Regions from separate parts of the Mus musculus genome. Here region 1 is linked to region 2. Evidence: chromatin contacts called from ENCODE Hi-C data. All regions are on one chromosome and are shown on one strand. The core of a region is the stretch at or near the end of the contact, and the rest is flanking DNA. Distances in the headings are between cores, read along the strand shown.

Evidence for each region. Hi-C counts contacts between places; a loop is a spot of excess contacts on that map.
Region 1: a loop to region 2 is called in a map of T-helper 17 cell, with 7 times the contacts of the local background. The contact joins the promoter of Psmc1 here to the enhancer-like site in region 2. A Hi-C loop is called at or near these places in 2 of 37 maps with a recorded cell type or tissue (T-helper 17 cell and T-helper 2 cell).

What each region holds. Positions count from the first base shown.
Region 1 is chr12:100,107,539-100,111,517 of GRCm38, forward strand. Psmc1 (protease (prosome, macropain) 26S subunit, ATPase 1) reads left to right here and starts at 2,664. Exons shown (of 11, transcript NM_008947.3): 1 at 2,664-2,673. The coding sequence starts at 2,671.
Region 2 is chr12:99,558,463-99,562,332 of GRCm38, forward strand. It overlaps a transcript of Foxn3 not described here. Among named protein-coding and RNA genes, the nearest start is that of Gm26839, 3.4 kb to the right of the region's middle. Within about 2 kb of position 2,498, at least 2 of the 3 ENCODE cell types and tissues checked have a DNase peak (open chromatin) inside an H3K27ac peak, as active enhancers do.

The DNA of each region.
Region 1 (3,979 bases), core at 1,414-3,913, 550 kb after region 2:
GTGAGAACGAGAAATCTGAGCTGAGTCATTGACCCAAGTGGCACTCTGACATGGGGCAGAGAGAGGCAAAGCCACAAGATGACCACTGAGATGGGGGAGGGGAGGCTTCGTCTGGCTTGGGTCTCATTGTGGTGACATTACCCAAGATATTCTCATTCAAACCACCACATGTGGCTATTCATAATCTCCACCCTCTCCCTCCCCTCCCCCACCCTCTCCCTCCCCTCCCCCACCTTCTCCCCTCCCCCACCCTCTCCCTCCCCTCCCCCACCTTCTCCCCTCCCCCACCCTCTCCCTCCCCTCCCCTTCTTCTTATCCCCATCCATAACTTCTAAAGCATGCGGCTTCTACTTGAATCAGTGCCCACACCACCTCTCTCTCTCTCTCTCTCTCTCTCTCTCTCCCTCTGTTTTTCTTGAGACTGGGTTTCTCTGTGTAGCCCTGGCTGTCCTGGAACTCACTCCTCGAACTCCGAAATCCACTACCTCTGCCTCCCAAGTGCTGGGATTAAAGGCGTGCACCACCACTGCCCGGCCACACTACCTCTCTTAAGAGGACCCAAGAAATAGAAAATAATAGAACAACAAAAAAAAAAAAAAAAAAAAAACCCACAAAATTTATGTTTACTCCATGACAGATAAGTAAAAGCAAGCTGAGTTATCGAAGTCTCTCCGGATGCTTAGGGAGATGGAAGGTGTGGGTGGAAAAGAGGGAGAGTTCCCTCCACGACTGTGTAGATGGGCAGAAAGGAGATTTTAAAATCACGTGACTGTGGCACTTCTGAACGTTGTCTGTCCCACAGAAGGCAAGTCCTAAGCGTCATCGGTTCTGTGTGTGCCGGCCTCTTAGGGAGCCTCCTGTCCTTTCGGTCATATTTGGGTCACACTCCTAGGCATCCCAAGCAATGCTGGCCTTGAAGCCACTTTTAACACAGACCAGAACCCTTTAAATCTTCCCACTTGTAACTTTTTTGCCTCTGAGACAGAGGCTATGTAGCCCTGGCTAGCCTAGAACTTGCTACGTAGACCAGGCTGGTCTCCAACTCACAGTCCTCATGTCTCTACCCACTCTGGAGCCATTTACAGCTCTCGCCTTCTTACAACTCTCTGCTTCCATCCCCTTCTCCCTCTGTCTCACACTGCTGTCAAACAATCCAGTTGCCGTTCAGCGCCCAATCACACATCTAAACGTTGCTGCCACCGTTGGTCCACCGCCTTTGCCTTCACCACATCTGCTGCTTCTCTGTGCTACCAGTTCATGTCTCCAGCCTCCCAAGAGTAAATTTAACTTCCTCCCTTTACCATCAAAGCAGGCAAGACAAGACCAAAGGAAGTCTTTTATTGAGCCTCATGTTACAACATCCAGGGAGGCAGCAATGGAGTGTCCTCCAGCCAACTCACCCAGCAAGCTTGGAGCAGCCTGTATATATAGCAAGATAAAGATTCAGATAACCATAGCACACGTGGGTATTGATGAAGGTTTGTGTTGGCACCAGTCACCTTGTCCCTTTAACCTTCACCTTACAACACACAGTTTCTGTCTGCTGGACCATCAGGGGAAATAGCCCCACCTGGGCTAGGTAGAAATGATGGCAGGGTCTTCTGAAATTCATTGAATGATAGCAAAAGGTCTGATACAAGGTGTTGGGAACGGCTAAGGCCATCAACTGGGATTGTGTATAGTTCTCAGTGTGTCTGTGGAGTACTCAAAATAGCCAGGTCCTTCGGGCTGTTTGACTAACCAGTTCTTTTGTTCAAAGTAGCTGTTAATTAGGGAGTCAGATTTCCTATCCCTCAAACTCTTACTTAGGAATAGGAACACAAAGAGTACTTACATGGACAAGCTAAAGAATTTATCGTTAACATTAATAACACTAATTAATAACAATGTGTAACACCTGCCTGGGGCCCCAAGCCCCAGTTTGTGTCCCTCCTCAGTGATACTTGGACTCTCTCCACATTCAGTGTCCTGTCTTTTTTTTTTTTTTAATTTTTAATTACTTTGTTTATGTTTACATGTATGAGTTTGCACATCACGTGCTTACAGGTGCCCTGAATGGTTGTTAGTTGCCATGTGGGTCCCCTGCTCTTCACTGCTGAGCCCTCTCTCCAGCGCCTCAAGGGTAATTTTAACACAGTATTAGCCACCATCATCAGTCCCTTGTCATCAGAGGGAAGAAAAAAAAAAAAAGCACACATTTAGATCTCTTTCGGCAAAGAACTATTTTCAAGAGAGCTACAAAGTTCAGAAACTAAAGAAGATCATAAATGCTGTGTACACATCAACTTCTCAGTCCCAAGCGCCATTCCTGCCTGACATAAATACTTCTTCCCAATTATAATTTTGCATCCTTTTAAATTTCTAAAATTTTCATATTTTCCCCAAGTCTCCAACGTCCAAGATCATTGTCTTAAGTTACTGACAAAAGCCCAAGATCAGCTACTTAGAATTCCCTCGAGTAAACTATTTTAAGTGCCCACATGTTTAACCAATCCTTGTACCAAACCGCCGAAATAAGCCCTTCGTGCTCAACTTCGCCCGTGAGGAAGTTGGTCCCGATAGGCTTCCGTAGCCTGTTTTTTTTTTTTTTTTTTAAAGTTACTTCCGTTCTGTCCGGGTCGCTTTGGTGGATGCACTTCCGGCGGTGGCGATTTGGAGGACTGAAGGAAGATGGTGAGTGACTAAGGGTTTCGGCTGGTCGTCTCAAACATCCATGCGCCCCAAGGCGGGAGGACGAGGCGATGTGACGCTCGGGTTCATCGCGGGTCGGAGCGGATCTCACTCCCTGGCGGACGCGGGCAGGATGCACGGCGCCCAGGGAGAGACCGGGCTGTGAACCGCTCGAGTAGGCAGGCGCTGAAGGGCTGAAGCCGAGTGGGACAGCCCGGCCGACGCTGGGGACAGCGGCTGAGCCGCAGAGCCAGCGTAGTGTTTCTCCGCAGACGGCTCAGCGCTCTCCGGTTTGGTTGGTTGAGCCGGATTCAGATGTAGGCACGGAGGTTACCGGGCGAGCACGGTTGATGATGGCGCTTCCGTTCTAGAGCAGGGAGACAATAAATATGTCAGGGAACAGGACCGGGCCAGATCGTTACGTAGCTGTGTTGTAAGAAGGTGGCTGGTTTTGTTAGGGTATCAGCGAAGGACCCTTCGTGGATGTGAAATCTAAATCGAGGCCTAAATTAAGGTTGTAAGGGAGTAATCTGTACTGATAGCTGAGCGAAGCCCGGGCAGGGCAGAGGGTCAGGAAATGCAAAAGGAGGCAACCCTGAAGTCCGCCCGAATCATGAGCTGCCAGGCCAATGCATCTGAATGTAGGTGAAGGCCAGAGCACACAAAGGACCGGTGATGACTTTGAAAAGTATCCCAAGCCGGGCGGTGGTGGCGCACGACTTTAATCCCAGCACTCGAGAGGCAGAGGCAGGTGGATTTCTGAGTTCGAGGTCATCCTGGTCTACAGAGTGAGTCCCAGCACAGCCAAAGTTACACAGAGAAACCCTGTCTCGGAAAAGCAAACAAACAAACAAACAAACAAAAAGTATCCCGAACATGCGCCAGGCATTTCCCCAGAGTTGTTCTTACTTCTTAGAACAACCCCGAAGATTATTATTAATGTCCCCATTTTAATGAGGAAACAGAAATACAGCCAGTGACCATTGGTGGGGCACAAATCCTTTCTTTTCTAGAGCAGTTGAGAAACCCTCTGGGTTTGAGAGACAGCAGAACTTAGTGTGATTTCTGTCTAACAAGCTTTGTGACAATATACAGGGCCGTTAACCTCCCTGGACCTTGGTCCTTTTATCTGCCTGTGTATCAAGGGGGCTTTGAGAATCAAGCGGCTCAGGGGTAAAGAACACCTGCTGCACTTTGAGAGAACCCACGTTTGGTTCCCGGCACCCATGCATGCCAGCAGGCTCCAGAATGGTCTGTAACTCCAGCTCTGAGTAGGTCCGAGCCTTGCGTGTGGTCGAATGTGCTTTAT
Region 2 (3,870 bases), core at 1,248-3,747:
ATAAAGGAAGCCTGCATTTTTACACCCCTAAAAAAGACTTTGCCCCTCTCTCATTAGAACAAGCCTGGGACTTTGTCATGCAGTGACTGGTCAGATCTTTCTCTGGGTTCCCAGTAGTTTCTCAGGATGTGTGGTGAGACATAACGGATTGTTACCTTTCGCCTCCCCCTCTCTCTGAGAACAAAGGTCCTCTGAAATCGCCCAGGCAAAAGTTCTTTTTAGCTGAGTTGGCATAGGGCCCTGAAGGCAGTTTCCTCTGGCTTCCTTAGGAGAATATTTGGGCCATTTAAAAAGCAGTGGGTTTGCAACTATGTTGGCAGAGTTCTGAGTTCTAGTGCTAGCCCCAGGTGCTGCCTGGAGGGCGGTCACCACCTCTGGGCTCCTGGTTCCCCTAGAGTAGCTAGCTCTTCTTTGATTCCATTCAGCTATCAGGATCTTGCTTAAGATTCTACTTGGTGCTAACTATAAAACAAAAACGATGCCTAAGAAAACGTGTGTGTGGGCCATTCCAATAGCTGGTTCTATTATGGGGGTCTATGTACTTACAGCCTATAAAGAGGCTTGCCCTTCCTCCTACCCCTCCAGAATATGGAACATTCATGAATTGAAGCAATTAAACATGAGATTATCCAAAGTTAAAATAGTGAAATAAATAATGATTTCAAGTAGTAGATGCTTTCAAAGTTGTGATGTTTCTCTCTCAAGCGCCTTTTTACAGACCCACACCTACCTTGTGCTTCCGGCTACCAGCAAGGTTGGCACATACCTGAAATATGTTCTTTATGAATTTCCCCCCCTCAGAAGCAAGCAGAGAAGGACAGTCCTCTCCCTCTCTCCTTCCCTTCTTCCCTCCTTTGGCATTTGATTGGTATTCTGAAACTACTGTTAAAAATTTGGCACAGCCATCCAAACAGTGCCAGCTTGAATGATTCTATCAGTGACTTTCTGACAACTGGGAATGAGCTAGGACTTCATTGAGCACCTTGCTCATTTGTATTGGTGAACGAAGCTGTACCTGACAGCGTAAGGATTAATTCTTCCAATTCTAAAGTCAAAACGGAAATTCACGGAAGTGCCAGTGATTTGAAGCAGGCTCATCGTTCGTACAACTCATGGTCACCTCCTTTGAACTGAGCAAACTCTGGGGCAGGCTGGAGCGAGTCAAGGTAGATTCTGGAAACTAACAAGTCTCATTCACTTCCTTCAGTTTGTAAAAACAAGCAACTGTCAGGTTTCCTGCCAATGGCAGTTTGCTGTACTTGCAGATAACTTCTCAACAGGAAATCCTTTGCTGAGAGGGACCAGTCATGCCATCAAGTCCCGGAGCACCAAATATTTGATAACGTGGGATCGTGAACTACACCCGTAATCGGATCATGGACACTACATGGCTCTAAGCTATTTGCTACACCATCAATATAGGATATTAAATAAGCATTAAGACATATTTAGGAACTCTTTCATCTCTCCCCCCACTCCTTGAGGCAATCAGTTGAGAAAAACAAGGGAGATGTGATATTCTTTTAGAAGTACCAAACTGCAATTTAAATAAAATTTAAAACCTTTTTAAGAAAAGGGTCCAGTGCAGTGCTAAATATACCACATATGGAGAGAAGTTATTTGAAACACAAATATAAAGACCTTGAAATTAAGGAGTCTGGCAGGGTGGGGGTGGTGTACACCTTTAATCTCAGCATTTAGAAGACAGAGGCAGGTGGATCTCTGTGAGTTTGAGGCCAGCCTGCTCTACAGAGTGAGTTCCAGGACAGCCAGGGCTACACAGAGGAATCCTGCCTTAAATAAATAAATAAATAAATATTTTAAAAGGGGTGCTGGAGAGATGGCTCAGTAGTTAAGAGGTCTCTTCCAGAGGGCCTGTGTTCGGATCCCAGCACCTACACGAGAGGGCTCACAACAGTCCGGAACTTCAGCTCCAAGGACTTCTGGTATGTGTCCACACCCACATGCAGATACATACACCTAAGCATAATTAATAATAATAAATACTAAAAAAAAAAAAAACCACCTTACCATTTAAAGATTGTCATGGATACAACAGGTCAAATTCTAGCCACTGTGTTGATTGTTATATCGACAAGTTTTACTGAAGCACCTCAAAGTCAAAATTTAGGAGAGGTATGTTTGGTTATTCTCTGCTTAGCAAAATGAGTGAAAAGGGGGCGCTGGAGGAGGTGACTAAACTTTTCTCCTTGGTATTCCTCACCATGAATAAGATATAGCTGATATGTGTGCTAACGGCCTGGAGGACCGCCCCACCCACCCAAAATAGCCTCAATAAAAAAACCAAAAACAAAAACGGGAAAGCACCGCTCTCCATTCACGGGAGAGGAAATGCATCTAATCAACTGGGCAGTCATATTTGCAGTCTGGAAATGGTCCTCGCTCCACTTAGGAGCACCTCCTCCCCCTGCTCAGCCACCAAGAACACCCTGCCCTTTGCTCCCCTGAGCACCAGGCATAGCCCAAGGGAACCTGTCCAACCCCCCAGAGACCTTCATGATCAAACACCTCAACTCCACCTGGAACCGGCTTGCAAGCCCGGAAACACTTCATAACGCCTTTGCCAAATGACCCTGCCTCCGCTGGCTGCATTCTGGTCTCTAAGTCTGTAAAAAAGGACTTTTGTTCTAACAGGAGAGACACACCTCTAGAAGCAGACACATAGTTCTACAATTAATGGCTCAAATGTACTCTTTGCAGCCTTCCTCTTGCTTAACTCAGAGGATCCAAAATGCTAAGTAAGCATGAACGCTCACACTGGCTTTCAGGCTCTTCCCTGAACTATTTTCAATAAAAATACAGTTATGAAATCCAGAGGGCTCTGTTTTTTGGTTGTTGTTGTAAAATGACCTTGGTTTGACAGGCATGGTCTCAGGTTTCAACAGATGTTGTGGGAAAGCTAACAGAAGCCAGCAAGTTCTCCAAGCATCTGTGATGACATGCAGGGCTTTTTTTTTCCCCCCTAAGTGGTGGTCATGGTAGTGAATGCATGTGTGGTGGGGGTGGGGTGGGGTTACACTTCTCAGTTTCTATGACAACCATGTCTCCATTCCTGGGTTACTAGATACCATCTACTTCCTGTGTCTAAATATTTAAACCAATCAGAAAAGTGTTTATACGGTTAACAACTTCTGGGACCCAGCTTCTTTAATGAGGCACTTTAAGGCTCAAATGAAGATGTCCAGAGAGGCTGCAGGCTGTCTTATAGAGATCCCGCTTCATCCCCTATCTCTAATTCTGCCTTCTGTGGTAAAAGACCCCCCCACCCCCGCCCCTTCTTGGATGTGAATTGTATTCTGCTCAAAGCAGACGCCACAATTTCTTGCAATAGTCTGCAAGCTGATCGGGATTGCTTGCCTTTCATTGTCTGTTTTCCCTTCCACTGTCTAAAGACTTAGATTTAGCGCGAGAAACATACTAATTCACAAGGCACTTAAATTATCAAAGTAATGATACAGTTAAGCTTCCATCTGTTGGTGTAGCTATTTAAATGCTCAGATGAAAAAAAAATTAGGAAAAATTAATTCCAAGTTGAGCAACTTTGCATCCTACAACTTATGGAGAGAAATCACTGTGAAGCCCCACATCTATCAGTGCGAGCTAGAAGCTGACATCTGCAGAGAAATTTGTCACCAAAATGGCCTACTTTATCTGGATAGAAACAACAACACAAAATTAAAGATAAAGACACCCAGAGCGAGCCAGATGCACCCAGATCAAAAGAGAAACCAGGCAGGAACCCATGTACAAGCCGGCAGATCTGAAATTAAGACGAGGTTTTAAAAGACGGTTTCGGGTGACTGTTTTCCTAAGTCCCCATCAGACTGACCAATCAGTGTGAGAGTTAGA